Linked DNA regions of Homo sapiens: region 1 is linked to region 2. Evidence: chromatin contacts called from ENCODE Hi-C or POLR2A ChIA-PET data. All regions are on one chromosome and are shown on one strand. Each heading gives the region's core, a stretch centred on a gene start or an enhancer-like site at or near the end of the contact. The rest is flanking DNA. Distances are from core to core; before and after follow the strand shown.

What was found. A loop is a pair of places that touch in the nucleus more often than their neighbours do. ChIA-PET counts read pairs that join two places held with the same protein, here RNA polymerase II (POLR2A).
Region 1: a loop to region 2 is called in a map of OCI-LY7, with 4 times the contacts of the local background. The contact joins the promoter of VPS33B-DT here to the enhancer-like site in region 2. A Hi-C loop is called at or near these places in 1 of 168 maps with a recorded cell type or tissue (OCI-LY7). POLR2A ChIA-PET finds 5 or more read pairs at or near these places in 2 of 52 experiments (activated naive CD4-positive, alpha-beta T cell and naive thymus-derived CD4-positive, alpha-beta T cell).

Annotation. Positions count from the first base shown.
Region 1 is chr15:91,021,135-91,025,157 of GRCh38, forward strand. It overlaps VPS33B-DT (VPS33B divergent transcript), which reads left to right and starts at 1,488. Exons shown (of 4, transcript NR_110104.1): 1 at 1,488-1,606; 2 at 2,179-2,837. It overlaps VPS33B (VPS33B late endosome and lysosome associated), which reads right to left and starts at 1,460. Exons shown (of 23, transcript NM_018668.5): 1 at 1,020-1,460. The coding sequence starts at 1,115. RefSeq lists enhancers at 544-1,160, 1,015-1,424.
Region 2 is chr15:90,398,348-90,402,333 of GRCh38, forward strand. The region is part of intron 2 of IQGAP1 (IQ motif containing GTPase activating protein 1); the gene reads left to right. Among named protein-coding and RNA genes, the nearest start is that of IQGAP1, 12 kb to the left of the region's middle. Within about 2 kb of position 2,709, at least 35 of the 41 ENCODE cell types and tissues checked have a DNase peak (open chromatin) inside an H3K27ac peak, as active enhancers do.

The sequences.
Region 1 (4,023 bases), core at 238-2,737, 620 kb after region 2:
ATATTTATTAAGCACATGGTGTGTGCTTGACTCTAAGCTAGGTACTCACTAGGTAGTGTTGAACAAAACAAACATGATCCCTGCCCACCTTCCAGTCTAATGAGGAATACAGACATAAAATGAATAACTAAATGATTACACAAGTAATCCATTAAAATCACAGTGGCAGTATTATTTTCCTAATAACCCAGGTTAAAAATCTCACTCATTTTTGCTTCTCCTTCAACATTTATAACCAATCAGTAAGTCTTTGAGTTTTCTTTCACCATAACTTAAAAATCCATCACTTTCCTTCATTCCCACTGCTACCAATTTTGTGTGGGCCTTTATTTCTTGTCTGATCTACGGTCTCCTAACTGGCCTTCTTGTTGCCCATTTACGCCACCACACACATCACTATTAGAATCATCAAGTATTGTCTCATGCCACAAATGGAAAAAAAATTTTTTTCAGTGGCTACTGTGTAACTGCTGATGGGTGTCTTCCCTTACATGCCTTGTCTTTCCCTGGTTTGCCAACTTTGCTCCTACCAATCTATCTGCCTGGAGCATGCTTAGTCTCCAAAGAAAATATGCTTATTACTCACACTCACTTCCTTGAAGCTCCTAGATCATCACCCCAACTAGAAATGATCACTTACTGTGAACTCTTCGGGTACACTAGCTCTATCACTCATTTACCACCTGTGTGTGATAATTTGTGCTTCATACAGCTCCTACTGGAGTGGTAAGATCCCTAATGGCAAAGATGTCTTAACCATCTTTCCGTCCCTAGGGATGCCTGGCACTAATGGTGTCTCCCTTGCCTGTATGCGGGGTTGGGGGGTGATTTCCATTAACTCTCTGGCCAGGTTCCAAACAGCTCTTACTACTCCCTGGATTCATTCTGGACCTGCTGGGGAAGCGCCAAGGACAATACCAGGGGCCAAGAACAAGATCAAAGGGGCACGGCAAGGAAGAAATGTGCATCCAATGAGTGCTAAACTGTAGATGCGATAAAGGCGTCAGGCAAGCACTGACCTGCTCCAGCAGATAGATGAGCTGGTCTCGAGCCAGCCTCTTCAGCATGGAGAAGTCAGGCAGCTCAGGGGCGTCCGGCCGATGGGGAAAAGCCATGGCAGCGGTCACCTGCGCCGCGGGGTGGAAGGACGCCCTTCGTTCTGAGAAGGCCGGCCGCAGCCCAGGGAAGCGCAAGGGGGGCTATCCTTCAGGCCTGGGCACCGACTTCCAGAGACCCCAGATGGGCCCTCGCTCCTCAGCAGCACTCCAGGAATGAATGGCCACCTCCAGGCAAGAGAGCTACTACCTCGGAGCAGCCTTGTCTCAGACCTGCAGCCACCGTGTCTCGACCCTCCCTCCCTGATCCACTCTGCCCGTCAGCAGGATTCCGGTCTACACCCCGCAGAGACTCCGCAGCGTACGAGGAGAACCCCGCCTTCTACCAGAAAAAGAAGCGACTTCCTAGATCTCCCGGAAGTCCCTTTCGCTCCCAGCGCTTCGCGTACCAGGAAGGGGACGGCGTCCTGAAAGGGACATTTGAAAAACGGAGGCAACGCGTCTATTAATTAGGTGGCGGCGCCTGGGGTCGCAGCACTCCAGAGGCTGAGGTGGGAGAATCGCTCGAGTCAGGGAGGCGGAGGTTGCAGTGAACTGCGATCGCGCTACTGCACCCCAGCCTGGGCAACAAAGCTAGACCTTGCCTCAAAAAAAAAAAAAAAAAAAAAAAAAAAGACATAATGAATGCATCAGGCTAGCTAACAATACCTCAACTCTGATCAATCATACCATCATATCATTTCCTGGTGAGATGCATAGGAAATACAGAGCATCACCTATTGCCAAAAATTGAACCTAATCAAGCCTCAAGATCTAACTACCAGTTTATAGGCTATATAGAGATTAGCAGGAATATGTTAAGACACCAAAGGTATGAAATCAACCATATCCAAAATGTAGGAAATTATATGGGACAAATGATCTGTCGTCTTCAAAAAAATGGCAAAGTGGGAAATGTGGGAGGGGAAAACACTTCAGAATAAAAGAGATTTAAGAGATGTATCAACAAAATGTTTCAATGTGTGGATCTTTTTTGGATAATAATTCAAAGATAACTGATTTAAGGAATTACTAAAACTTTTCGGGTATTGTATTTCTTTTCTTCTCTTTTTTTTCCTGACAGAGTCTCGCCCTTTTGCCTAGTGGAGGAGCTCGGCTCACTGCAAGCTCCGCGCCACAACCCCCCTGCCGCCCCAGGTTCAAGAGATTCTCCTGCCTCAGTCTCCCGAGTAGACTGGGATTACAGGCGAGTGCCACCATGCCCGGCTAATTTTTGTATTTTTGGTAGAGACGGGGTTTCATTATGTTGGCCAGGCTGATCTCGAACTCCTGACCTCAAGTGATCCGCCTGCCTTGGCCTCCCAAAGTGCTGGGATTACAGGCGTGAGCCACAACGTTGGGCCAGGTATTGTATTTCTATGTTATTATTATTTTTTGTATTTCTATGTCATACAGGCTTGTATTTCTGTTAAAAACAAGTCCTTATCTCTTTGAGATACATACTGAAGTTTTTACAGGTGAAATAATTTGGCCAGGAGTAATGGTTCATGTCTCTAATTCCCACCACTTTGGGAGGTCCAGGTCGGGGTCGGGGGGTTGCTTGAGGCCAGGAGTTTGAGATAAGATTGGTCAACTACAACACATAAAAAATAGCCAGGCATGGTGGTGGGCACCTTTAATCTCGATACTTGGGAGGCTGAGGCAGGAGGATCACTTGAGCCCAGGAGTTTGAGGCTGCAGTGCGCTACGATCATGCTACAGCACCCCAGCCTGGGCAACAGAGTGAGACACCGTTTGTTTTTTCTTTTCTTTTTTTTTTTTTGAGACAAGGTCTGGCTTTATCTATCACCCAGGCTGGAGTGCAGTGATATGTTCTGTCTCTTTTTTTTTTGAGATGGAGTTTCGCTCTTGTTGCTCAGGCTGGAGTGCAATGGCACGATCTCAGCTCACTGCAACCTCCACCTCCCAGGTTCAAGCGTTTCTCCTGCTGCAGCCTCCTGAGTAGCTGGGATTACAGGCATGTGCCACGCACCCAGCTAATTTTGTATTTTTAGTAGAGACAGAGTTTCTCCATGTTGGTCAGGCTGGTCTTGAACTCCTGACCTCAGGTGATCTTCCCGCCTCAGTCTCCCAAAATGCTGGGATTGTAGGCATGAGCCGCCATGCCTGGCCCGATCTGTCTCTTAAAAAATAAAAAAAAAAACTAAAATATGTTTGGGATTTGCTTTAAAATAACCCAGGGGGAGATGTAGGAACATTCAGGAAAAAGATTGGGCCAGGCACGGTGGCTCACGCCTGTGAACCCAGACCGAGGCAGGTGGATTGCTTGAGCCCAGGAGTTCAAGACCAGCCTAGGCAACACAGTAAGACCCCCATGTCTATAAAAAAATTAAAAAATGATTGGCCATTTGTTAATTGTTAAAGCTGATGGGTACATGGGGGTTTATTGCATTTTAGTATTCTACGTCTTTATTTAGAGATGGAGTGTTGCTCTGTTGCCCAGGTTGGAGTGCAGAGGTATAGTCATAGCTCACAGCAGCTTTGAGCTCCTGGGCTCAAGTGATCCTCCCACCTCAGCCCCCCAGATAGCTGGAATACAGGCACATGCCACTTTGCTGAACTTCTCCCTACGTTTCTATGTTTGAAAAGCTGTATAATACAAGGTTAAGCAAAAAACAAAAAACACGCTATGCTCACACTGGACTTTGAGAGCTCATATGGTATTTTATGCTGAGCCTTTCTTCCCACTAACGCCCTTAGATTGAATCTTGGCTGCAGTGGGAGATGGAGGTTGCCCTAAAGTGGTGGGATTTACTCCCACTGCTGCTTAAAGAAGATGAGTGAGGCATTACATTACACTCCTTCTTTTCCCCCCCGGAATCTCACTCTGTTGCCCAGGCTGAAGGGCAGTGGTGCTGTCTTGGCTAACTGCAACCTCCGCCTCCCAGGCTCATGCGATTCTCCTGCC
Region 2 (3,986 bases), core at 1,459-3,958:
TCTAGGGAGTGGAATGGGGGTAGAGGGTGTGAGATTTCCTTTTTACTTAATACTGTACTATATATTTAAAATGCTTTTTACAGTGATAATTTTATAATAAAGGAAAAGAAGGGATTAAGTAAAAGGAAAAACTGTGTATATAATTTTTAGATATAATCACAAATTCAGATTTTTAAGTTACTACACAGATGTTCCTCGATTTAGGAGGGGGTTATATCCCAATATTGTAAGTCAAAATGCATTTAATACACCTAACCTACTGAGTATCATAGCCCAGTCCACCTTAATTGTGCTGAGAATACTGATGTTAGCTTACAGTTGGACAAAATTATCTAGCACAAAGCCTATATTACAATAAAGTATTAAGTATCTTGGCTGGGCGCGGTGGCTCACACCTGTAATCTCAGCACTTTGGGAGGCCAAGGCAGGTGGATCACTTGATGCCAGGAGTTCGAGACTAGCCTGGCCAACATGGTGAAACCTCATCTGTACTAAAAATACAAAAAACATTAGTTGGGTATGGTGGCGTGTGCTTGTAATCCCAGCTACTCTGGAAGCTGAGGCACAAGAATCACTGGAACTGGGAGGTGGAGGTTGCAGTGAGCTGAGATCACGCCACTGTACTGCAGCCTGGGTGATAGAACCAGACATTGTCTCAAAAAAAAAAAAAAAAAAAAAGTGAATATAGGAAATCTTCCTTGAAAAAACAAAGATACTCCTACCTCAGCTTCTCAAGTACCTGGGACTATAGGCCCACTTCACCTCACCTAACTAATTAAAAAAAATTTTTTTTTTTGTAGAGATGGGGTTTCTCTATGTTGCCAGGCTGGTCTTCATCTCCTGGGGCTCAGGCTATCCTTCGCTAAAGTGCTGGGATACAGGCGTGAGCAGCCACACCTGGCCTGTATTGTCTTAATTTACTATTTTCAGTGGCCATCTAATGTTCATAATTTATTTAGGTTTATTCCTGTTTAAAGTTCTATTGCTTTGATTGCTGGAGAGTTTAAACATTTTCTTACATATTTGTTTATCAGTATTATTTTCTTATGCAAATTTTCTGTTTTTGTTATGTGCCTGGCTTCTAGGGTCATGATGTTAACTTTTGTGAGCTCTTTTATAACATGGACTTGACTTTCTCTCGTATTTGCTACAAACATTTTCCCTTGATGTTTCATTGTATTTGTTTTCTTCATTGTAGTTTTAAATTTTATTGAGTTTAAATGTCAGTCTTTCGATTTGTAATTTCTTCTATCAACTCGAAGTCTAGATAGTTTAATTTCTCTAAAACCTTGCCAAAATTTTCAGTTTAATAATCGATTGGCTTACTTTTTATATATTTGTAGAGATGGGGTCTTGTAATGTTGATTGTAAGGGGAACTTATCCCGAACTTCTGGCCTTAGGTGATCCTCCTGCCTCAGCCTCCCAAAGTGATGGAATTACAGGCCTCTAATATCCTTTAAAAACCAGCTGTTTATTACCTATTAGCAATTCATGTCTGTTTTGTCAAATATTATGTATATATATATTTCTAGTTCTGGACTTTTAAATTATGGTGAACCATATTTCATTTTTTTGAGAAAAATATATATGACTTTGTTATACTTCTTATCATTGAGAAACAACATCTGAAGCTAGCTTAATTTTAACTCTATGACAAGTAACTTGATTTTTTTTTCCTTTTTTCGTGACTTGAAATTTGTAGAATTGTTGTTCCTTGAGGTATAAACATTTCCCCAGTTAACATGTTAGGGTTGCTATTGGCTTAGCAATTTTGCCTGCAATGTGGAGACTCTTCTTGGTTTATAATGTCTCTTGTTTGTTTATTTTAGCTTTAGGAAATTGTCCATTATGCCTGTGGTGATTAGTTAGATCTGTGTAGTCTATTTTATGGCTCTTCTTCATTTTGTTTACGTTAAATAAGCGTTCTAGGTATGTGTCTCACATACATCTTTTGTTGCACTGACTTGATTTTCTACAGTCTTGATATTTTTTCCTTGGTTCTGTTAATGGTAGTTGCTTTGTCCTATTGTAGTTTATATTTTTAATTAATTCCTTTTCCGTCTCCATTCTTGTTAATAGCTTAAATGATCTCTTTTTAGTTCATGAAGAAGAGTGTGGCACAAAAGATCCTTTCAAGGTGAAAAAAAGGAGCAGGTAGCCAAGATAGTTGGGTTACATAGTTTACCACTTCCCTTTATAATCCGTAGGTGTTGAAATAGATGTGGCCATGAAAAACCAGTGTTAATCGGGCAGCTGAGTGTATGGATTGTCCACCAGTCAAGGTTGGGGAAAAAATCTGGCTGGGCTAAGTGTGGCCCGTTAGTTTGACCTCATTTGGCATGTATTTCTTCTGGTCTTACAGGTCAGAGCAACTGTTTTTATATATTTTAATGTCCCTAATGACAAAATAGTAAAAATACATTTGAGGACCCAAGTTGGCATGTTCTAGGAATTTCATTTTCCGGCTTAGTGTGGTGACCTGCCTCTGATTGCTGTACAATTCCTTCTGCTTCACAGTGTCACATCTGGGGATACCAGTTGGTAGTGGAACCTGTTTTGGACATTTTTAAGCCTTGTGGTATCTGATGGACTCTTGGTTGTTTCTAGCTGGTGCTAAATAAACCCCTTGACAAGAAGTATTTGTGTAAGAAAGCGCTGGTAGGCAAAGTGAGAACATCCGGAAGTGATTCATATTACTGTGGTTGTTTGCTTAACTCAGGACTTGGTTGCCTAGAGACCATATCGTTGAGTTAGCCGAGTGAAGTGCCAGTGGAACCTGGAGGGCCTGTGGCCTACCGGATCAAATCAGGGCTCTGCTCCTTAATTTTTCTCCTGAAGTCTCCTAGCAATCTGATTGATCTCTGTGGTTTGACAGTGCGTGAATTAAAAAAATCTTAAACATATTAATGTTTAAGAAAGATCTGGTTAATGGTTTATTTTGAAGAGTAAGAGTTTACTTGCTGAAGTTTGAATGTTGGGTTAAAATTTTTTAAAAAAATAGTTGTATGTTGGGAAGAATTAGTTATTTCAATAAGGCATTTTATTCTAGAAACCTCAGTACTTTAAGGCAGCTAAAGGAAAGCCAAAATAATCCCCCAAAACAAAAAACCAAAAACCTGCAATTTGCAAGGCAGTCATAATCTAAAATATTTTCTGTCTGTCCCAAAGTCAGTGTATTCCCCTTGCCTCTCCCCCTCTTCCTCATTGTCATGATTAGTACCGTTTATTGCATACTTTCTACATGCAAGGCACTGTGCTAAGCACTTTATATGCTTTATCTAATTAGCTATTCTTGAAGCCCTGTGAGGTGCTTATTATCTACATTTAACAGATAAGAAAGCAAAGCTCAGAGAGGTTAACTCATTCATCTAATAAGTGGTTGATCCAGATTTCAGGTTTGGCAAGAACTCTGAAGTCCTTTCTCTTAACTGCCATGTTAGTCTGCTGCTGCTATACTTCTGGTTCTAAAAATAATGACAACAGTAGTAACTACTGTTAATTAAGCAGAATGATGATGAAATTTACATATTACATTATTGTGAGATAGGCATTATTTTTATTTTAAAGAGGGAAAAAAATAGAGTTGATAACACTTTTCCCAAGGTCATATATTGGAATTCAAGCCCAGGTTTGTGACACCAAAGCTGGTGCTCTTAACTTCTGCAGATGCTGAAGTGGCAACATTTAAGTCTAACCTCTTTAACTGGTGCCCAGAGACATTAAGTAACTTGTGTAGTTTTCAAGTCAGTGAGGGAACTCCATCAATTTCCTGCCACTTATTTTGGAGTCTCTTCCACCTGCCACCTGAGGGAAAGTCTCCAGTTGTCTTATGTATTTTTGTGTCTAACTAGCTTGTTGGACCCTTCCTAATTGCTTCCCTTCTTCATAACCTGGTATCTGCTTTGAATTCAGCTTAGAAAGGTGTTCCTTCCTACCACTTTCTTGTTTGTTAAAGAGTTACCTCATACAGACAGGAGTGGCAAAT